Regions from separate parts of the Mus musculus genome. Here all the other regions are linked to region 2. A link is a loop called in an ENCODE intact Hi-C map of the cell type or tissue named here. Cell type or tissue: gastrocnemius. All regions are shown on one strand.

The links. Hi-C counts contacts between places; a loop is a spot of excess contacts. Peaks named below come from ENCODE experiments on the same cell type or tissue, not always from the same donor. Only the 100,000 strongest peaks of a DNase experiment are listed, where the experiment ranks them.
Region 1: a loop joins it to region 2, with 2.4 times the contacts of the local background. A loop is called at or near these places in 6 of 42 quality-filtered maps.
Region 3: a loop joins it to region 2, with 7 times the contacts of the local background. A loop is called at or near these places in 33 of 42 quality-filtered maps.

Annotation. Positions count from the first base shown.
Region 1 is chr13:109,952,782-109,960,781 of GRCm38, reverse strand. Pde4d (phosphodiesterase 4D, cAMP specific) reads right to left here. Exons shown (of 17, transcript NM_011056.3): 17 at 4,813-8,000. Among named protein-coding and RNA genes, the nearest start is that of Gm32881, 50 kb to the left of the region's middle. In gastrocnemius, no CTCF peak of the experiment used is centred here; no DNase peak of the experiment used is centred here; H3K27ac peaks cover 369 bases.
Region 2 is chr13:110,014,027-110,022,026 of GRCm38, reverse strand. It overlaps Gm32881 (a long non-coding RNA gene), which reads right to left. Exons shown (of 5, transcript XR_382897.2): 2 at 4,917-4,981; 3 at 2,783-2,999; 4 at 812-884; 5 at 1-134. Among named protein-coding and RNA genes, the nearest start is that of Gm32881, 12 kb to the right of the region's middle. In gastrocnemius, a CTCF peak has its summit at 3,504 (motif pointing right); DNase peaks (open chromatin) are centred at 2,067, 2,926 and 3,492; H3K4me3 peaks cover 1,191 bases; H3K27ac peaks cover 1,159 bases.
Region 3 is chr13:109,919,166-109,927,165 of GRCm38, reverse strand. The region is part of intron 8 of Pde4d (phosphodiesterase 4D, cAMP specific); the gene reads right to left. Among named protein-coding and RNA genes, the nearest start is that of Mir1904, 19 kb to the right of the region's middle. In gastrocnemius, a CTCF peak has its summit at 4,729 (motif pointing left); DNase peaks (open chromatin) are centred at 403, 1,679, 4,174 and 4,729; H3K4me3 peaks cover 4,062 bases; H3K27ac peaks cover 7,884 bases.

The DNA of each region.
Region 1 (8,000 bases), 61 kb after region 2:
TCAACATAAACCGTCACATGTACCTCGTCAATTGGTGAGCTATAGGTTCAGGGATCAGCCCTGTACAAAGAAGTAAGCTGGAAACCAACTCGGTGTCTACTGCATATCAGGTTTTTATTAAACAGGAAGTGAACAAAGTAATTGACCAGATGATTGACTGAAATGGTCAAGGATAGACCTACTTTAGAATGGATAAGACCAGTAAGCAGAGACAGACAGTTAAGGAGCCAGAGATACCTAGAGAGGACTATGAAAATATACAGGAATCCGTTGAAGGACTAAGACCTTTTACCTAGAAATGAAGAGTGCAGGGAGTCAGAGAGCAGCAGTGCCTCACTTTGGGGGACATTTTATTCTCTATATTCCATTGTTCTGGCCGCTCACCTCCACTGTCTTGTCTTCCTGCTGCACCGGAGCCAGGCCTTTTTAAGTGAAAACTGAGAAACAAGGAAGAGGCATAGTCCTGCCTCCTTTCAGACCCAGTTTTAGCCCGTGGGCATACACATGTCTGCAGAAAACACCTGCCCTTCGGTGTGAGCAGGCGGCATGTAAGTCAGAGTGTCTAGCAACCAGAGCCCGAGGAAGGAGTGACAGTTAATTTGGGAAGTGTAAGCCTCTAAGTGGTGGTAAGGATAACATGACTAAGGCGAATCAAGGGAGTGAAGTGGAACACAAGGGAAGGCAGGAAGTAGGAAGCACACAGGCACGAGACACGTTTCTACCATGAGCATCTAGGGCAGTAGTTTTCAACCTTCCTAAGGCTATGACCCTGTAATACATTCCTTCATGTTGTTGTGCCCCCCCAACCATAAAATTATTTTGTTGCAACTTCTTAATTATAATTTTGCTACTGTTATGAATAGTAATATAAATATCTGATATGTGGGATATCTGATATGCAACTCCCCAAAGGCATTCTGACCCAAGATTTCAAATGGCTAATCTAGGGGGTGTTATAGGTCACATGGAAGGTGCTTCAGTGGAGAGGGAAACACAGGGATGGTCCTGTTGGACATCAAGAGGATGCCAGACCTTTGAGTAATCCAGGAAGAGAAGACACAAAATGGCCTGGCTCCTTCTCATCTTGGGATTCCCAATGGTCGAAGCTATCTCCATGAAGAGTTCCTTTCTTAGGACTTCTGTATTACATAATTTGGCCCCTATGGGTGCCTCTTGTGATGGCTGATCTCAACCCCTGTGTTGTATGGTTCTATTCCCATTACTAAAGCATAGAGAAACATACATATTCAGAGAAAATCCAGCTGGGCAGTAGAAGGCCAAAAAGGTGCTCATTTTCTGTCCAAAATGTTACTGTTTATTTAGAGAGATGCACTTTCTGTCTGGCTTCATCTCTACTTTTTATGTCATTTAAGTCTTTATGCCCTTTGAATCTTTGCTAGCTTGTGATGACAATCATTGCCCCTGAGTCATAGCCAGTGCCAGGTTTTCTTTACTGCTGAAGGGCATTAGTAGCTGGTTACCCATTCTTTTCTGGGTTGATTGAAACTGGCCAAACAGGTCAATAACACTATTGTTCAGATTAGTCTTGATCAGGTGACTTGATGAAAGGCCCACCGTGATATGTATCATTTGGCCAAATGCAATATATTAGAAAGGGGTTGAAACGACGTTTGCAAGGCCAGAAGAGGGAAAACCAACACCATGATGTCTTCAATGTTATCACCTAGACTCCAGCACATGGCAGTCAGGTGGAACATTTATTGACACCCCTGGAGATTTTATTGCCAGAGCTGGTTTGTGATTCAATCATTTGATTTTCCATAGCAGAAAGTATACAGTGTTCCTGGGAGAGGCTTTGTAGACAACGGTATATTTAAACTAGATCTAGAGGTGTAAGCAGAGAGGGGGTAGTATGAAGGACATAGACGTATCATTTAGCTGAAGCACAGGGTGCCTGCCTATAACTGGTAGGAGACAGTTATAAGGGATTTAGTTCCATGAGATCCTTTCATCGTTACATAGCACACCGATAACTAACTCAGGATAGCATGTTGCCTTGAATGCTATAGCAACGGAGGACCCATATTTCTTTTTCTTTTTTTCTTTTTTGATTGGATATTTTCCTTATTTACATTTCAAATATTTCCCCCTTTCCAGGTCTCTCCTTTGGAACCCCCCCATCCCATCTCCCTTCCCTCTGCCTCTATGAGGGTACTCCCCCACCCACTCACCCACACACCCACCCACTCCCATCTTCCTACCCTAGCATTCCCCTACACTGGGGCATCTAACACTCTCAGATCCAGTGGCCTCTCCTTCCATTGATGTCTAATAAGGACATCCTCTGCCACTTACGTGGCCAGCGCCAGAGGGCCCATGTTTCTAAGCTTTAAAGAAATAAAAAACCAATTTCAGCCCACCCATTAGGTGTGTCGATCACTGATCCAAGCAGTTAGTTTTCAAATATTTCCAATGGCATTCTTTAACTCCCATATCTAATTCCTTGCCATACCAAATCTGGCTTTCAGTAGCCTGGCAGTTGCTGGCTAAGCAGTCTCTGGATATAGACAGCCGCCTGAGCAGCAGCAGCTATCCTTGGCTTCCTTTCCTACCCTCTGACCTTCACATCTGGGGAGGTGGGAGAGGCAATGGAGGAATGATCTGTTTCTGCCTCCCTGCCTAGAGACTGTAAATGAACAGTGAGAAACCAAGTAGGGCTGGGAAGAAAGTGAGCAAAGTGTGAAGACAGACGCCCCTGAGGTGAGAGACTGCCTGGTTCTGATTAATGCTGGTAAAACACGGTGCCCTGTGGGAACTGGGCACAGAGCAAGGGCTTCCTGCTACAAGCTCGTTCTGATAGTTGGTTCCGAACAAGGACCACCAGAAAAAAAAATCGCCTCTCAGACAATAGGACTTTTAAACCTTGGCAGGGCTCAGCTGTAGAAACCATGTCTGTTGGCTTTGGAAGTCTAAGCAGCCATCAAATGCTCGGCTAAGTGGTTCAATAGTATGAAGGGCTCCATTTTAAGCTGACTGCTCGCTCTCTTGGGTCTGTTCTCTGTCCATCAGGATCTGTGTGGGGAGGGCCACTATAACCTTCCTTGCCTCAGTACCATGGTCTTCTGCCCAGGGGCACACACCTATCTCATATCTTTATTTTCTGGATTTCCCCCCACCCCTTTATAGTTTTATCCAGGCCTTTCCCTCACTGTAAAGTCTTCTGAGCATGTCCTAAATCTATGCTGAGTTGAGTATATAAATAAAACAAGTCTATACTAGCACCAGAACAAGTAGCTTTGGAAATGATCTGTGGTGTCTCTCATGAAAGAAGGATGCAGGACATCGAAGGTGTCCCAGTCAATTTTAGTCCTCGATCTACACAAAATGGAGGTAGTGATGAAGATGCTGTTGTCATCATGGTTTGTCAACAGTAACTTTCAGTATTTAGGCTGTGGAGTCTTAGCTGTCTGTCTTCTTGTTGGAGCAACAAGATGGGGTGAATTGTGGTGCCACTTGTAGGCCATTTAGGGTATTGGCTGGGGGACCTTGGGGGACACAAAAGGGATCTAATGACTTCCATCTCCTAGCACTTGCAAGTGTTCTGCATGTGGTGGCTCCCACCTGTAATAGCAGCATGTGGGACACTGAGGTTAGAGGTTTACCCTGAGTTAACTATAATGGGTTACACAATGCATTCCAGGCCAGCCTGGGCTACTGAGTGAAACCTTGCTTCAAAAACTATCTCTTAACTTGTAATTGGGATAGGGAAGGAAAGCTGATCAGAGATAAAATTAGACCAGAGATATTTCAGATACTTCAGTAGCCCCCCCCACCTTCATATACACACTTCTTATAGGATGTGTAGGAGTGTCTGAAGGTTTCTATAGGGAGATGTTCTCAACTACCTCCCATCTCAAGAACTTCAGTGAACAATGTAGAATCTAAATGCCAATCAGCAAGCATGGTTAGCCGACTAGATTAGTGTTTACCACATGCTCTTTCTATGTATTTTTCTTCTCAATATTCCAACATCCAGCTACTTTGTGTAGTGGAAACCAGAGATAAAAGTCAACCAGCTCTGATCTTGTTTCAAAGTCAAATATCACTGAAGGACAAACAGGGGAGGGGAGATGGAGAGATGGAGACAGAAGATTCACAGTGTAGGAAAAGGAGAGGGGGGAGGGGAGGGAGAGAGGCGGGGAGAGAGGAGAGAGAGAGAATGTATGTGTGTGCATGTGTATATGTATTTGTGCAGGGGCATGTATGTGAGTGCATGTGTAAGTGTGTGTGTGTGTGTGTGTGTGTGTGTGTGTGTATGTGTGTGTGTGTGTGTGTGTGTCTATAGATTTTATCTCAGTGGTCTTACCCAACCAAGGAACAAAATTATTCAGATAAACCCTACCTATATTCTGACCATGTGTAACACCAGCCTTCTTGTCACGATTCTGTGTATATGCACTGAGCCGCTCTATGCCTCTGTCTCCCCAGAGAACAAGGCCTAGGGGGAGTGGACCATGGTTTTCCTTCACTCAAAAACCCAGAAGCTTGAAATATGCAGAGCAGTGTCTAAGTAATTCTTGAACATTAAAATGATAGCTTCTAGTCCACCAAAAGATGTATTTAAATGCAGATGGCCCCTTCTTGGACCTACTTAGAAAGCTGTGTATTGTACTTAGTATGTCCCACAAGTGAATTGAGGGGGTTTTGTATGGAAGGACTGACGTCCTAGGGTCTCACAGGTTATAAATATCAGTGCTGACATGAGATCACCAACCTGTCATTTCGGAAAAGGCCATTCCTGTCAGAAATGTGTGCTGACTAAAGTCACACTATTTGTAAGAGACAAAATCGTTAAGTAGGCAGAATCAACCCATGCTTTTATTTTCATGGCATATAAAAATTTGATATGAAGGTATTGATGTACAGTGCTATCCCCATGGGCTGTAAGAGAGGCTAAGAAACCACTGACAGATCCATCGTCTGTGATGCTCGCACACAGTTCACCACTCTGAAAACATACCCAAAGAAATAAAGGGATAAAAAAACTGAAATCAGCAAAGGATGTATTTTCTCAGTATAGTGTCCCATTTGTACTGTTTAAAACAAAAGTAATCAAATTCCTTTGGGCCAGGGCTGCTAAAATCTACAGTTTGTGTCAAAAAATAAAATGAAATAATAAGAGGCTCTTTTTTTTTCCCCTAGAAAAAAAAGAATTTCTTTTTTCTACGTCACATATTCTAAGGGCTGGGCTATGGTGGGAGGTGGCCACCTTTTCCACAAGGAAGCTCTTGTGGCTTTCAGGACTGGCCACTGTACAAGGCTATGCTTAACAATTCCACGTGGACACACAAAAACAATTTTCGAGAGACATGGATTCTTTATTTTACATGAATTGGCATCATCATATAACTGTGTTTACGCAGGTGACTGACGTGTACATATCTGTGCACGTGTCTGTATGCATATGTATGACACATATGGACTATGTATCATACATATTTCTAAATTTGGTTAGTCTTGGAGACGAGGAGAGTATTTAAAATAGTGTAATGTCTTGGCATGGCAGGAAGCCGGTGAACACAGGACTGACGAGATCAGTGAACTATGGCTCCCATTTCAAATCAAATTCATCTTCCTGTGAGGACCAGAAGCCAGAAGGCCATTCTCCAGTCCCTAGAGAAGAATGTTTTCTTGGTGTGTGGTTTGGGAAGAAGAAAACCAATCCTGTGTATCCAGGTGTAGTAGCTCCCGGCACTCAGCTGGTAAATACGCACCACCAGTGCCATTGTGCTCCGTGGCAACATGTATGTCAGAGGTTTTGTCTCACAAGGGTCAGAAGGTTCTCCAGCCGTGATCTATAGTTTTGCAATCCAATCAATGAGGAGCACGGCTCCAAAACGCCCAGCCCGAGCCTCACTACCACCTAACTTTGAATTGCAGCAAAACAGAAGAAAGTATTGGTTATAGTTAAGGCACAGCCCTGGGACCAAAGACCTGCAGCTATGTTATTTAAATTTATATATCTTTATGTATTTTATATTTTTCTTGAATTTTTCCATAAACGAGCTCTATGATGACGAGACTATATTACAGAAGAAACAGAAAAATGTACAAGGAGCATGTATACACACCATTCATTCTCTCACCAAGAGTTTCCAAATATGTCAACACCATCCCAGCGCGGGATGATGTTTTAATAAGAACCGATAATTTACAATTAACATTACAGTATGTACATTGCAATAAATACACGGTTGTAAACAGACAAACAAGACTGTATTACAGGTAAGGTCATTTGGTGAGGAAAAAAATGCATGGCACAAAAAAATAAATAATGCATTAAAAATTATCATAAAGCTTTCTGTAAAATCTGTTTCATTCAAGTTTTTTTTTTCTCTCCTTATCTGTGGTTTGTTCTATCTCCACTGTGTTACTGCGACTTACTGATGTGGATGAAAACGTAATGGAAACAGCGTTATCACGTTCCGTAACTTGCAAGCTGAAATGTACTGGTTTTATGCAAATCTTAGACTTCTTTCCCCCCATACAGTACCCAGATATTGCATTTTTTTTTCTTATGGCGTTTTAGGGGATGTGAAGCCACTTGTATAAAGATGTTCTTGTTAATGCGTGAAGCACACTTTGACAAGAGTGAGCCGGGGCGGGGCATGGTCAAGGAGTTGGGGTGGTAAGCAGATGGCTGAGTAGGTCTGGTGTACTAGTCCCTAACTCTTGGCTATTGTGTGTCCTCTACAGCTTGATTGTCCATCAGTGGATACCTCGACAGCACAATGCCATTCAAAACCAACACACTACACAACAAATGCTCCACTACTGTAGCTGTAAACACCTGCAGTATGGATCTGTTTATGACATATTGCTTATTTACTTACTTACTTACTTACTCTATTATGAAGACTACAGGCACCCTGTAGGGGGTGGGGGGGTGGGGGAAATGCCACACGTAGGGAGGAAGGAAAGCGAGAATGATTTCGAAAGGGGGATAAACTCTAGACTCATCGCCTTTTCTTCTAGACCTCCTTCAGGGATCCGTGAAATGAAAAGAGAAACAGGTGCCCCAGGTTTTGTGAAATCTCTGGTCACACAAAGGCTGACTGTGCACCATGCACTCTTCACAAGGAAAGGTGGCTAGCCCGCCAATGATCACTTATTTGATTTTTATCCCGCCCTATGCCACAGATCAGAAACACTTCTGTACCAAAGGCTCTAAGCATCGTTTGGATTCAAGAACTTGAAACAAGGTTTGTGCGCAGCCTGGGTGATCTCCCTGGCTGATGACTTACTTTCTCAGTCACTAGCCTCCAACTTCCTGGAGAAGTTTTATTCATATTTTTTTTCCAGACTTAGGACTTTTCTTAAACGTTTCCTTTTCCATTTGGTCATATACCACCCTCTCCTTTAGTCCCCATTTGGGTGCCATAAAGGAAAATTAGCATGGGCTCCAAACCTTACACCAAGAAGACAACTAAGGTCTAGGCTAGACACATGCTGCACGAGGCTGACTGGTATCAGCAAGTTAACCCTGGGAACTAAGCCATAAATTCACAGAGTTCCTGGAGCTGAAATCTGGATTCCTCTCTTAATGTTCTACTGAGGCAGACTCACACAATCCACTGGTTTAGATCCCATCGCATAACGATCCGCCTGGAGCCAGCGGTATCATCCACTCTCCTTTAGTGTGTCTGCAGCAGTCCTTCCTATGGGACAAGCTGATGGAGCAAGAAGAATCAATAGCAAAGTCCACATGTTACCAGACTGTCCATTAGGAGAGAGCAGCTTCGACACTCAGAACCACTTCCCAGGGCTGCTCCTCACGGAGGTCTCGCTTCCCTGGGCAGTTCAAACAACAGCTGTCCTGGTATTTGTCGATAGAGACAGCTGACAGTCTTAAGACCTGCCTATATAACACTTAGCATGCTTTTCCTCTGCAACCTCAGAGGAAAAAGCTAGAGAAGACAGAACCATGTAGAAGAATTGAACTTCAGCCCTACCCTGACAACCTGTTTCTTTTTCCTCGG
Region 2 (8,000 bases):
CTACTCTCCTGAGTTGCAGCTCAGACCTGGGCTCTCATAGCTGAGTCTGCTTTGTTTTTCTCTGTGTGTCCTTCTTGCAGCTTCCAGCTTCTCTCCCTGGCTCTCCTGGGCTCGTCACTCTGGTCCCTCTTTACCTCATGGGGAAAAAAATTAGAAACTCGTTAATACCTGAACAGTAATTTCTCCCGTCAATAGCATTCCTGACTAGGGTGCCTCCTCACAGATGGAAAGCCCACCTCCCCACATCCTTCTGTCTGCTTTCTAAGTCTTTGAGACCCTATGCGGATGACATCATCTTTGCCTTTGAAAATCCATGTAGATGACATCATCTTTCCCGGGGAAGCGAGTCCTGGTGGTCTCACTTTAATGCTTAAGTGTATTGGAACCTACAACTGCTTCTTGATTTGGGAGGGTCCTGAGGCTATTTAGCCTCTTTTCAAAATTATACAATTAAAAAAAAGAAAGGAAGGGAGGATAAAAGAAAGGAAGGAAGGAAAGAAAAAAGTAAGGAAAGAAGAAAGGAAGGAAAGAAGGAAAGGAAGGAAAGGAAGGAAAGGAAGGAAAGAAAGGAAAGGAAGGAAGGAAGGAAGGAAGGAAGGAAGGAAGGAAGGAAGAAATGGTGCCACTTAGGTCAATATGCCTGTTACCCTTCCGTCAACTCCCTGAATCCTCGACTTATTTCTCTGTCCTCCTGATATCTACCCTGAGATGACCAGGGGCTGGCCTACAGGGAATATAGTCTCTTTCTAAAGGATGTTTGCCAAACTCTGAACCAAAAAGAAGCAGGACAAAGGGGTTCCACCATCCTTACCACTTGCCTCAGAGTCATAGAATACTGTCATTTGTTCCAGGATGTCTGGGGTACGACTTCATCACGTCTTTAACTGTGAAAGGAAATAAAACTTGAGACATGTGATTCATGTAATTTATGTCAAATAGCCCAAGAGTTCTTTGTGAGCTTTGAAACCTGGGGCTGAGAACATAGCAGAACAGGCCAGGACATGCCCGGGCAGGCCCGACGTTACATGTCCTGACTGGCCTGGTGCCTCCCTATCTCCCACCCTTCTGACAGTCTGTTGATGTTTAAATGGACCAATCATGTGAAACCGCGCCAATTCCTCCCCCAGCCCCACCCCTTTTCTATAAAAACCCCTAGCTTCCAAGCCTCGGGGTCGAATCCACTGTCTCCTGCGGGAGATACATTTCGACCCTGAGCTCCGCCATTAAACTACCTCGTGTTCTTACATCAAGTTGGCCGTCTGTTCGTGATTCTTGGGTGCACGTCGAATCGGGAATTGAGTGGGGGTTTCCCCACTAGGTTCTTTCAACTGCACTTTTATAGAATTGGGTAAACTTGAGAATTAATTTTACTATGGCAATAGTTTTTTTTTTTTTCCCCAGCCAGGCCCTCCCACCAATTCATTTTCCTATATTGTTTTCACTACAAACTCTGGCCTCGATATTCAAGTACCTGCCGTTGCTTCGGGGTGGGGTGCTGTCAGGTGAATGATTCTCCCCGTGGCTGAAGGACTAGGGATAATTATGGGGAAATTCTGATTCCTCTCCTGAACTCAAGAGCATACAACCTGGGCATTCTCGGAAATGAGGTTAGCCCTGGTTCACACCATTGTCCTAAGACATTGTCTGGTGGGCTCTTCAAATCCTAGGAACGGAAGCAATGACAGAGAACAGGAGTCGAACACTTTGCTTTCCCAAGCAAAAGAGTGATCTGTGCACGCCTTGGGGCAGGCCAGCGGGTGGGAGCTCGCGCTCTGGCAGAAGCCAGGAGAGCTTCCGACTAGTTCCTCCAATCCCTACATTCTGTGTGTCCCTGACACTGCTGTGCTCATCCTTTCTACCTGAGAAATGGTGACAGCACCGTCGTCGTCCGAGCGATGTGGCACCCTTACAGTGCTTGTAGCAGTGAGTCAAGTGGCTGCCACTCAGTAAAGGCCGTGTGAGAACTGAGTACTGCCATGCCCCAGACCGAAATGAGGCCAGAGAAGTTACAAGCCTCACCAAAGACTGCAAATCCCAGGAGGGGCCACAAGGCGCCCTGAAGGCAAACACCCCTCTGTCCTACACAGCTCTGGCTCCAATATCCAGGGAGCCTGCTGAGGCTAAACCATACAAACAATAAGTTCTCAGCTTTGTCCTGCTTCCCACCCACTCTTGGCAGGTAAAGGTCACTTGACCTGTCTTCAGGTGGCAAACCCGAGGATATCTACAAATCCTCAGGGCCCCAGCCCCAGCACCCCACCCCACCCCCAACCCCAAGGGCCTTTCATTGTTACTGTGGTTTGAAATGTGGGCGGGAACATCTGCTCAGGACCTTCTCCTCTGGCTTTCAGCGCCCCACCCCTCGCTGTCAGCACTGCGGGTTCGCTCTCCTGCACACTCCCACAGTGCTGTCACAGAACCCCGAAGATATTAGCATCTTTACTCCTTTGCTCTGAAGGTGACTCCGTGGCGCCCTCCTTCCAGCCCCCTCCTCTGTCCACTCCTACTTGTTATTCTAACGAGGCACCCTTCTCTAGGAGGCCTCCAGCTGCCTGGCCTTGGTGGGTGGGGTTGACTCCTCTAACCTCCCTCCTCTTTCTCAGAGTCACTTCTTTTGTTTCCTCTCCCCGGCTCTTTGAGATTAATCTCGTCCCCACTGTGCTTCTCCGCAAGGGGGTAGACTCTGGTGACGTCTTCAACTCCCAGTGCCCCCGTGCATCCCGATCAAAGTTCAGACACCTCATCCCAGGGAGAAAAATGCCCACTTGATAGTTTCACTCACCCGTCAGATTAAGGACACAGACAGCTACTGGGACGCAAAATTGTCATTGTTCAGGTCTCAGATCCCAGGGAGCTGCCACCTCTGACGTTAGTGAGTGACCTTGAGCTGACCAAGAGAAATGCTGCTCTCTTCTAACCTTCTTGGCAGCCAGAGTCCCCCCAGGGGAGCTGTTGTCTCAAGGATGAGCAAGATCAAGACAGGAAAATCACATCACTGTCTGCGGAGAGGAAGAGTCTCGGGCTGTTTTATGTGGTTAGGAAGCAAGTTTTGGTTGTTGTTGTTTGTTGTTGTTGTTAAAGATTATTGCTTAACCGGGAGGAGGAGGAGGTTAGCCATAAGGAACCTTTATTTTCTGATACGACCCCACCCTAACTCCAGACAAAAGGAATGCAGATGAGCGAGAGGAACCGCCCCTCTGGCTACCTGCGCCCTGACTTTTCTATTCGCAATGGTGAATGCGCTCCCTGCTTTCTATCCCGAGCCACGCGATTTCTTTTGCCACATGACACTGTGCCCTAGAGTATGGTTTATTACTTCTCCCTCTGTGCCCACAGGGCTCACGGTTCCCTCTGGTTCTTTCCAAGCCTTTTGCTTCCTCTGGACCAGTGGAGTTCCCTCCTTCATCCACTCCCACAAGCAGGTTCCTTTTTCTACCCTTCACCGCTTTGCACACACAGCTGCCAGGGAACACCGCGATCAGCACTGAAGGTGAACGGAGTCGCCAGCAGATGGCACTCTACAGAATGCTCTGAACGTGGCAGAACCGAATGGTTTAAAAAAAAGTCACAGAAAAGCACCAAGGGTTCACTCAAACCAGCGATCTCCATATTATTTTTACTTCTTATACACAGCAATAGAGCATTTGGTCATATACAGACACATTTATTCACTTGCAACATCTCTATCTTAAATGTTAATATTACATAAACATGTCTAGATAAATCTCTTAACCCGTTTCCTAATAGTTTCTCCCTCACTAGAATCAATATTATAAACCTTCCAGAGAAATCACTGATTTAGAGTATCTCAGATTTCCTTTTACCAGAAGGAGTGCCCTTTTCTTAATTACAAGAAGGTTTTTAATTGATTGGTTGTGTGTGTGTGTGTGTGTGTTGTTTTTTGAGACACAAACTCACAAGCATGTATTGGATCAAATACTTAGCTGTAGGCAAAATAACCAACTCACACTGCTTTAAACAAGAAAGGAGTATGTGAAGCAGCTTGTAGAAGAGTTTATAAGCCCAGTAAGACAAGGGTGGATGTAGGTGCCAAGAAAACCAAAAGGCTGCTAAGGTTTAAATTATTGGTTCGATTGCAAGCTGTTCTGTATCAGTAATCCCCTGGGGACCAGGAACAAAGCCTGTCATCAATATAAAAGGTAAACAGGCTTCAGCCACCCAGAGAGCAAAGAAAGCCCAGCTCCCTGGAAGTAATCTCTGATTCATACAGGTCACTTCCTCCACAGTAGTGTGTGCCTGCATCCTGAACCAGGCTCCAAGGCACCTACCTCTCTAATTCCCTGCCTCTGCAGTGGAGAAGAAACAAGAGGCTGGAAGGGACACTGTGGAAACCAGTGTACAGTATCTGCAACATTAAAAAGTGTCTCTGTGAGGAAAAAGTTTGACGGGCAGGTGCTGTGAGCTCCACACGACATCCTAGGCTCTGAGTTTTATCACGAACTGGGAGCAGGAAGGGTGAAATAACAAACTGTATGAGGGCACAGTGCTGTGTTGCAAAGGAAATCGCCATGGCTTTGGAGAGCCATTCACCATTGCATTCACCATTGAGAACACAACAGGTAGGGCTTGGGTGATTCTATTACTAGTTGGGGAAAATGTCTCCAATTTTATGGGGACAGATTGGTAGAGCATTCTTCTCTTAACCACTGAGCCATTTTGCCAGCCTGGTACCTCCAGATGTTCTGTGGCTGGTCCCAAAACAAACAACAGCAGCTACATCATTAGAATCATTAGCGTCAACATCAGCAGAGAAAGCCGATGAGGTTAGAGCTGGGGTTCCCTTGGTGACTGGTTGGTTATACGTGTGTGTCGGGCCACAGAACATCAAAGTAGCAGTGACTGAAACACACTAAATGTCTGTTTCTTTTCCGCAAAATTCAAAATGAGATGCTTACTGTGTTCTTCACAGTTGTCAGGAGTAAGACTTCAATGCATGTCCCCAAACGTACAACTGTACCATCTGTTCCAAGAAAAAGGCAAGTGAGATATGCTTTTCCTTTAAAAAAATGTGTGTGTATGAGTAGTTTGCTTACGTTACATCTCTGAACCACTTGCACGCTTGGGGCCCTCAGAGGCCAGAAGTCGTCTCCAGATCTCCCAGAACTAGAGTTGCAGACGGTGGCGAACTACCATGTGGGTACTAGGAACAGAACCCAGGTCCTCTGGTAGAGCATTCTGCTCTTAACCATCGAGCCATCTCTCTAGTCTCTTTGAAGCATAACCCTGAAATTGCACACTTCACTTCTCAGACCTGTTTGGAAAGTCGCTCCTTGGCCACATCAAGCTGAAAGAAAAGCTATGACACATTGTTCTTGCTAACCATGTCTTCAGAACTACTGTTATTATGGGGAAGGGGAAGAAGGGTGTCGTAGATAACTGATGTCCTGTGCCACATGTAGTGTGGTATAATCAGATTGCAAGAGCAGGTCTTAGGGAGCTATTGCAATGGTGGGACAGCCTCTTTGGGATCTTGAGACGACTGAAGACTAATGCCTCCCTAGAAAAATCTCACAGTTTGTGGTGCACATAGCCCTTCATGGAGAATTAAATAAAGGCAGAGGAAAGATGCCAGAACGACCTTGTACCATCACTCACTACCCACCCTGCTCCAGTCCCACCTTTTCTCAATTCACAGCCTGCAGTGAGACTCTAGGGGCACTCTTTAGTCCCCTACATCTTGTCACGTCGAGCTGGCTGAAATCCCAGGCTTCCCTCAACGTATCTGTATGATCTCTGTGATGTATCTTCCTTCTCTCCCTGTAATTCCATTTCCTCATAAAAATAAAACGTAAATAGAGGATCTGCCTCATAAGACAGCTCTAAGGATTAAATGAGCTAATGCATATGTTTGCTGGAAAATAATACAAAATAATAACTTTAGATTGTTCAATTTGTGTTTTGTCTATAAGTACTGCTCTAACGCGAAACCGCATGATAATAGAACTGTTTAAGATCCATGTGAGTAATTTTCAGTTGCATCAAGGCAGTAGAAGTATTTGCTATAAAGGATTTGGCTATCATCATCATCCAGAACATGATCAAACTTATGCTCTGACACCCACACCACTCGTCACATCCAACATCTTCAGACCTAAGGCACTTGAATAAAAGCCTTACAACCGATACCCCAAAGCTGCCACCACAATCCCCAATAGTTTGTTGTAACTGCCATCATGAACCAAGGTCATCTCGGTGATAGGAGTAATGATTAGAAGGCCACTCAAAGGAAATCCCTGAAGGTCTGGGAAGCTTTCCAAATACACACATACACTGCCCTAGAGATTGAAATCCCAGGCTTAACTAATGACATTGCTGAACCAGTTCGTACCGTTCACAAGAGCGGATTGCCTATCCCTCTTGTTGGTTCTATGCTCAGTGACATCCCATTGGTAGCTTGGAGTCAGATATGGTGGGAACGTCCACACCATTGATATCTTCATTCCCTGTAAAGCAAGAATCCCTCACACCCTCTTAAAGATGATCACCAAGTATTTAACAGCAGACCACTGCCGTGCACCATGGAGACAGGTTCACTGAAGGAAGCGATTCTATTACCAAGAATCACATGCAGTTTTTGGATCTGCTTTCTGGTACAGTGGCTTGGGACAGGGTCCAGAATACAATGTTAGGCAGCGTGTGGAGCAAGACATGTGGGTACTGCAGTAGACGGTTTCCAGGACAGCCAAACAAGTTGTTTTTCAAGGTATAGGGAGACATCCATTTGTTTGAAGGGGCATGGTGAGAAGCTCTGTTGTGTGGGGACAGCAGGCTCATCAGACACAGCTTTTGTCTCTATGATGTTTCTGATGTAGGCAGTCGACAAGACATGATTACAGAACTAAGTGACGCATGCTACCCAGCAACAATGAAAGAAGCATAAGCGACTTGTGCAGAAAAAATAATTGCTCAAGAACCAGAGGACAACAGAGTGGGTGTCTACTATGAAGCAGGCATAGTTCTGGATTCTGAGGACTAAAACAAGCCAAATAGACCTCATCACATCACTGTGCCTCCCCAAGTGTGGTCAGGCAACTGTTCCCATTAAAACCGCTGTTTTTATGGGAGCAATAACGGTCAGTGTAAGTGTATGCTATCTCCCAGCCAGTGAGATAAGGTACTTTATATTGATTGTAATATCATTGTTAGACCAACCCTGTGTTTTATCTATTACCATTTTATAGCCGGGAGAAATGGAGACAAATGAGACTAATTGTCTTGCTTTACCTTATACCATGAGAACATGGCAGAGTGGTGATTCAAACCTGAAGGTCTGACTCGAGTGTTCATGTCCTTTCTATTAAACAAGCAAAATACAGAACAAAACTCATTCTTAGGGTCTAAAGTAACTGAAGGGCAAGCTCTAGGACTGGAGCCGCAAGTCTTTCCATTTTTATCCTGGTCCCTAAGTGAGTCTGGTTTCTTCACGTGTTGTGATACAGTTCCCTAGAGGTGATTTCTGATAATTCTATAAAGGATTATAATAAAATAACTTTAGAGTAAGTTATCACAGAATCGGGGGATGAAGGATGTGAAGTGGTCATGGAAGGTTCTTTAAGGGAGTTTCTCACACCTGCAGCAGAGATAGACCCCTTCCACATGGAGATGGATTACTGCGGCAGTGCCATGGGAAGGAGAGCTGTCTGGCACCTGGGGAGGTGGAAGACGTTCACCGTTCACAGTGGCTAAAGGCTGGGAAGGCAGATCTCCTGACTAGGGGAACAGACAAGAGTGATGAGTGGAGGTGAGTCAGGGGCACATGTACAAGGCTGTGATGTGTGTGCCCTGCCTGAAGCTGACACATCTACCAAGGAAAGAACTGCCCTTGCACAAAGATGTGGCCCTGGTCAGATCTGGAAGGAATGTACTTGTAATTTACATATAGCAATAGGGAGATGTGGAGATCCTAGAATGTTTTATAAAGGGGTTGGGCATGGTCGGAGTTAGATGACTGAGGGAGGGATAACGCTGTGAAATCCAGA
Region 3 (8,000 bases), 95 kb after region 2:
TTCAAACCGTGACTTCTACCAATTTCCACAAAGCCATTCAGGGTGTGGGAATTTAAATATTTTTGGTAATTAAGTATAAATAAGAAAGCATCGTATTATGATCCCATCCAGTCGTCTTCTCATTAAACACATGCCATTTGTAAAACTCCAAAATGGAACGGAATTCAGCAGCTATTCTGCATAAGGAATATCCATGTGATGGAGGAGCAGCTAAAGAGCTAAGGGTCTGCATCTTTCTCTCCCGAGCTCCAGGGCTTAATGAATAATGTATATCAAGATGCTTAGCTGTGAGAAAGACTAGTTCTGTCAAAGGCTACCAAATAAGGAACTGCGGGGGAAGCCGGGAAGAGTGACATGAAACCCCGCCCACAGAACCAACTATGCACCAATCACATTCCATCTCTGCTCTAGGAGGGCAGGGGGTACGGTTGAGGCTCAGTATGCTTCGTGATTGGTTGGCGAGGTGAGCCTCTGAAGGAAAAGAGGCTTTCCTTCCCACATGGTGAACGCCATTTAATAAAGGTCTCCCTGCAGCCTGTGAGATGAATGGGGCTTCCCCCTCACAGGGACGGATAACGACCACAAAACCATCAAGATCTGTAGACGTTTCTTAAATAAGCATTGCCAGTCTGTGTGGATTCTGATACCATCTCAATGCGCACAGTCTCTCTCAAATCCCAAACACGTGGCTTTCCTGGTGATAAAGGCAGCTTTGCTCCCTCCCCTGCCCAACACACAGGCACAATCATAATGAAATGCCACTGGTCCAGACTTCACAACCGAGAATGCATCCCTTCTCCTTGGGGAAGGCTGCGGTCAAAATCCTTTGTTTCTATTTTAATACCGTCACACTCTAAAACTTAACAAAGTCTAAAATATAAATCTGACTGAAGGAGGGCGGGAGTATCTGAAAGTTCATGGCTCTGTCTGGATATAGAATGCAGTTATGCATACAGATTCCAGTTTCTATATTCTGATCAGAAGAACATTTTTATCATCCCAGATGAAGCCGAGAAAGAACTGAATAGCTTTTAGGCATGCAGAGCTGAAACTGAGAGCAAGCCTACCTTGTTATCCTGAGGGCTAAAATGTACTGGACATTCTTGTGGGAAAGCCAACCTTTTCTATTCTGCTCGACATGGTATTATTCTGTGTAACTTTTATCCTAAGAGATCTTGTGGGTGAGAAACAAGAGAAATTCATTGCTCTTAGTCTATTGCAAAGTTCTGCATAAGGTCTATATTCTTGTCACTCTGTCCTTCTAGGACTCCCTGCCGTGGTTACTCTACAGCACCCTACATCATCTCTGCCTCCTGGTTACTCTATGGCGCCCACCCTGCCCCAGGCCTGCCTCAGTATTTTTCACCCTAACACCTGTCTAGCACAGCAGTCCTGCAATGTCCTTTTCCATAATTCCAGGTACTTTCAGCCAACTCCGTGCTGAAAATGCTAAATGGAAGACCCCAGAAATATTCTCAAGGTTTTAATAACACTGATGATAGCAGACTGTTGCTAATATTCTAGTGTATTTTTTATCTTTTTTTTTTTTTTACAAAATAGTTACAGTTTCACATAACTAAGAAAAAACATACAGCCTATATAGGGTTCTGTACTATCCACTTCGGCAGCAGGGGGCCCGGGAGAGAGGGAGAGCCTGAAACACACCCCAAGGGTGAGGGTGGTAAAACACATCCCAAGGGTGAGGGTGGGAAAGGCCTTCTCTGCCTCTGATATTACTATCAGGTCTTTTGCTGCTGGGGTTCTCAGACACTCATCACACCTTTGGGTTCATTTCCTACATTCCTCTAACCCCCAACCCCACTTCTCCACCAGAATAACCCAGCAGAACACCCCTCGCCTCTCCTCTGTCCTCCATTTTTCTTACCTTTGACATATCCTGCCTTATTTGAAGACACTTTGCACTCCCTCCCCAGGCCTGTTTCTGCGGGTTTCTCTGGCCATGCCTTTCTTTGCCTTCTGTTAAGGCTTCCACTCTGGCTGGCCACGGGCTGCTGCTTCGGGCCTACGCTTCTTCATGACGACTTCTCGCCTGAACTTCGGTACCACGTTTCCAAACTCACCATACTCTCCCATTTCAAATGTCCTGCCCTAACGTCACCTGGAACTTCTTCAAAACCGTGAACCGTTTTTCTATTTAAAGTAGTCCGTATAACTACTCCAACTGCAGTCACTGGGCCCGTGTTTCTTCCAGTGCCTCAGATGAAATCTGTGACTCTTTCTGTCCATTCAGTGGGTATCTCGTGTGAGTCACAAGCTATCAGGTGTTTAACATAAATCATCCAAGCGAATCCTTGAGTAACCCTAGGGTGTTCCCTTCCACCAGCCTACTCCTCTTCTTCGAAACATTGTGACCAGTCCTGTCTTCTGTAAGATACCATTTAATCTGGTCTGTTCCTTCCTGTCTCCACTCTCAACACGTTAATCCGAATCATCACAGAGGCGGAGAGCAGCTTCGGTGTCAACGCCCCTATCCCCCACTTCCACGCACAGTGAGACCTGGGTGGGAAAATGGTTTTCCCCACTGCACGCTGATACTCAGGATATGGATTTCAACTTGAACTTGAACGCCTTTAGTACCCAGCTTCTGCAACTGTGCGTCAGAACCCCACATGAGACTGAATGCAAGGTCACAAAGTTTTGCAACAGTACAACGTTTCTGAACACACAACAATAGAAAATCAAAATCAAGTGCACGATGAATCTGAGGCGTCTGGTGTCACCTGGGTTGTATATAATGTGACTTCATAGGACCCTGGCTAAGACTGCACGGTATGCATGCTCTGCACTGTGAGGTAACACCACAGAGCAATGCTGGAACAAATTTGGCTCAAATCAGGTTATATGTTATTAATTGCCAGGCTTTTACTCTGCACACAGTGAATCCAATTACACGAAACACACTTTATATTTTTCTGCCATTCTTGGCCAAGTTAACTATCAAATTGAGTAGCTTTGGGTTGTATTGCTAGTGATTTAGAAACTACTATTTGAGTTGCTGCCTTGAGTGGTCCTGCTTTTTAAGCCTTGCGACACATTTTGTGTGATTGAGATTAAAACACGATTTCCTTTTTTCAATTGCCCCTAACCACATTTCTGCCACGTTGTACTCTGTGTATTTATTATGCAAAGGGGTGTTGCTGTTAGTATTGAGGATTACAAAACTAAACGGCTGATCAACTCCAAATCACACTGAAGCGACTGTGCATCCTACAGTATCAAACAGCCACAACTTGACTCTGCATAAAAAATCAAACAATCAGATCCATCCACCAGCGTGCAGATTTATTTTATTCTTTAATAAGTTAGGGAAAACCTGTTAGGCACACCAAGAAATCATTTTACAATGCAGCTCTTTGTGATTATTATCAGTAAATTTTAGGTTAATACATTTATTTTATAGACCCATATGTTTAGGGTCACGTGAAGATTTCTCAGTCACAGGTCACAAGTGGGTTAAGTTTAAGAAGCCTCACTTTAGCATACAGTCCGAACTTCTAGGGTGCCCACTGCAGCAATTTAATCTGCATAGAAATACCCTAGCAAGCTGTAACATTCTACAGTGACACTGAGCTGGCCTTTGTGATCAAATGACTCTCTGACTGTGGCATCCAGATCACGGGAGGCCTTACACATTTCACCTTGCTGCTTGAACGTGCCACAGTGCCGATATGAAGGAGAGTCTGAGGAAGTCATGTGGACTTTGTGGAAGAGGAGAGGGACAGAGGGAACAGAGAGCAGCCCCAGGAAAATCTGCACACATTTCAGTTACTAACCAGGGGAGTTTTCAGAGGCTCACAGCCCGGGAACACCTGATCGCAACACACCCCAACACCCCCGACCTCACACCACAAGATAGGAAACACCTTTTGAGATAGGGCCATGAAAAGGTAATCAATGAACAACACACCTGGGCTGTAAAGAGAATAGCTGTCACACAGTCAGGAAGCCACAGACAGGGCTGGGATCTGAAATCAGACAGTGTGGCTTCACAGTACTCTCAAGTGACAGAGAGTAAAGTACCTCATAGCACTGCACACAGCAGGCAGTACTGCCTGTGTGTCGACGGAGGACGATCGATCGTATATGGAAGAGTCGAAGGCTGACTTAAAATGGGACAGCATTCAGTAGGGCAGGGAAGGGCTGGGGGAGGTGTACGTACGTGTGGGCGTGTCCCACGGGACTGGCTCTCACAGCACCTCAGACTCAGGGAGGTCGTCTTAGCAGCAGTAGTTTATCACACAGCACTCAGGAAACTGAAAACATCTGATCCTATATAACCAATCATATTCGTTTTATACCCTTCTACATAAAAATGAAAGACACAGAGGGAGATGTGTAGTAGCCAGGAATAAAGTCAATATTAAGTAGGTGCTTACATATACTGTTAACGCTTAGATTATATTGACAGATGAAAATGTGATTATTAATTCCTCCATACAGAATTCTGAGGCATAACTGAAATTCAGACGCTAAATTCAAATAGCTATCACAAACTAGGGAGCCTCTGTTTGTTTTTCAAGTGCCTTGAGATAGTTTTAGGGGGTGTCAATAACAACCCAGAATTCGTTTATAATCAATCCTTTAAATTATATAATTTAGAATTTACTTTCACATGATAAAAACTCTTTCCTGAGAAACTCTATTAAGAAAACCTGACCGCTAGTAGATCCACTGAATCTATTTGTATTTGGCGCCCCCTAGTGATAAACCACATGAATTTGACTTAACCAGCTCTGAGGCCCAGACTGGCATCACAGACAAAATGGGAGGGTTTGAATAGGGAACGAGACTAAACCAAAACATGACAAGGCAGAGGCCCAGAGAGATCAAATGTACCATTTCATAAGTGGTATCTGCTCTTGAGAGTATCATAAACATTTAAGACTGACCTTTAAGACCTAAGTCATCCTCTGAAACATCCAAGACTAAACCATGACCTGATTTTTTTCCCCCAAAATGACTTTATTTAAAACAGCAAATAAATACCCGAAACACTTATTTAGAAAGAGTCTGACACCGTACGTACTATGTCTGTTGAGGAGTTCCTGGAACCAAATTAACAGGAACCTAAGTTGATGTTTGTATTTTCATTTCTTGGCTAAGTGGATTGACTAAGACACATTAACATATGTGGTGGTTTGAATGAGAAACGAGAATATCACGCATAGGCACAGATTTCTGAATACTTGGTCCCCATGGGTGGTGGAGTTTGGGCTGTCTGAGCTTGTTTAGAGGTATGGCCTTGCTGAAGGAAGTCTATCCTAGGAGCAGGCTTGAGGTTTAAAAGCCACACAACTCTTCCTGGCCTCTCTCTGCTTCCTGCTTGCGGTTCCAGATAGGAGCCCTCAGTTTTCCTGCCCTTAGCCACAACACGTCTCTTCTGCCATAATGGAACACCGAGTCAAACAAAGCCTTCCTTCTACCGGTTGCCTTGGTCATGGTGTTTTACTGCAGCAAGAGAAGTGACAAATTCACACAGCGTTCTCCATTCATTGATACAGCTTGGATTCATATAGGCAGCTGTGTACATCCAAAGCTATTTTGTCAGCTTAGCTGAAATCACCATCATCACGGCTATCCCTAGCATGACACTGGCTTCACTGAGGAATAATCAATGCAACTGGCCAAAGGCCACATGAAGGGAGGCGTCTTTGCTTCTACGTGTGAACGGAGGAGGTCAGCCTGTCACCGGTGGCACATGGCATGATTTTATGCAAAGGATGTGCTACAGACTCCATCAGAGCAAACGCCGAACTGTTACAACTAATTAGCAAAAACCAACGCCTAAGAGGATGCTCTCGCTCCGCATCGAAAAGACAGACGATGCTCACTGGGTGCTGACTCTAGTCCATGTTCTAGATCTGCTGGCCAAACCCAACCATTCTCAGAAGCCGTGTGCTTTCCGAGTCTGGCCACTCTTGGGAAGTTTTGTCCCTACTCACCGGTCTGTTCTCTTTCTAGTCGGGGAGAATCTGCCTCCCATTTTTAGCACATGAACATTCCCCTCTCGTAAGACGGGTTTGGGTCTAAGGCAGAATTTCCCAGAATGCAATGTAAAGAACATCTATCTTGTAAAACACCTTCAGATGATGTCCACTGTGAAATTGTCATTTTAGACACAAAGCGAAGCATTTATGAAGGTTATATACATTAACATAGTCGAAAGATGTACTATGTATGGTATAAGAGCTATACTATGTAACCTGGTTTATATTTACCTTTTATTTAACATTTCCCAAACTAACTTTACTACTGAACCCTTCTTATGACCAGCAAGTAGCAACAGCCCACAGCACTGAAGTTTCATAGAGCACTCCTCCAAAAGTAACAGACTCCCCGCACTAGATACAAGTAATTTTTAATAGACATTCACTTACTATCTCCACAGATGACTGTTCAGTAGCTACCTAGGAGCGGAGAAGCAATAAAGCGGCAGACCAAGTAAGTAAACAAGTAAACAAACAAATAAACAAATGAGAAGAGGCCAAACATTAAAGTCAGGAAAGCTCCCCAGGTTGAGAACTGAGACGGGACGCAACGACCTAGAAAGAGACAATTGCAGTGCTGTTCAAGAAGTGTGTGCACAACCTGTCTATCAACTGGGAAGACATCAATGCGGGTCATGCAAAGGCTGGAGAAAGAGAGGGGGGTGGAAGATCAGGGAAGATTGGCTGATGGACAGCAGCAGGAGTTCTGGTGTACCCTACAGAGTATGCCATGTATTTCAGAAACCTAGAAGACAAGACGTGTTTTCACCACAAGGAAGTGCAAAAGAGGTGTATTTCACTTGATTTAAGGGTTTCATTAAGTAGGCATGTTTTGTAATATCACATGATGGTATCCTATTAGTACGTACAGTTTTTTTTTTGGTTTTATGTATCAATTAAACACAGTGTCCAATTTTAATAACTAAAGAAGACTTGAGGCAGAATCCACCATGCAGAATGAGGCCACGAGGGAGGACACAGAGGCATCCTGGAAGGCTCCGAGGAGATGGTTTATAATTTAAACCCGGCATGGTTTACATCTGTAACCTCTTCAGACAGGGGAAGAAAAGAAGCTCTGGGACAGAGAGAGTAGCCAGAACTTTACAAGGTGAACCCTGGGGTTAAAGAAAGGACCTACGGTGCAGACTTAGGTAGGTTTGAATGCTGCTAGCCCCGAGATGGAGATGGAGATGGAGATGGAGATGGAGATGGAGATGGAGATGGAGATGGAGATGGAGATGGAGATGGAGATGGAGATGGAGATGGAGGGGTCCTGGTGGGAGGCTTTGCAGGAGAATAAGGGCAAGCTAACCTCCCCTCCAGTAGCAATATGTAAGTGTGCAAAGATTCCATGTGCTTTTTAAGCATTCCAGGATCTTCCACCCCTCCCCCCTCCCCTACCCCCACATCCTTCTAGCGTTCTGGACTAGGAAGGCTGCCAGGGAATTCTGAAAAAGCCACCTTCAGATACTCCAAAGGCACCACATTAAAGCAGATTCATCGCTTTAAAACTTTTCTTGGTGTCTTTAGAGTAGTCCCGTAGAGAGGGCTTGTATAGACAATGTGTTGGTTTAAAATCCCACCTCACGTCACGGGGGATTAGGACTCTGAAAGGCTGACTCACTCAAGGTCACACAAAAAATAACTAAAGGTAGAATCTAGTGTCCACCAAGAGCAGTATGTTCATTAAGTTGTGTGCAATTTAAGTCTTTCAAGAATGAAGACTAAATAATAATACATTTTTAAAAGAATTATTTATTTATTGTATGTATATGAGTACACTGTAGCTGTCTTCAGACAAACCAGAAGAGGACATCGGATCCCATTACAGATGGTTGTGAGCCACCATGTGATTGCTGGGAATTGAACTCAGAACCTCTGGAAGAGCAGTCAGTGCTCTTAACTGCTGAGCCATTTAAAGTAGTATAATAATGGAAGTGAGGCATGGTGGTGACTCAAGGCTAGAATTCCTCCAGCATTCAATATAGTAAT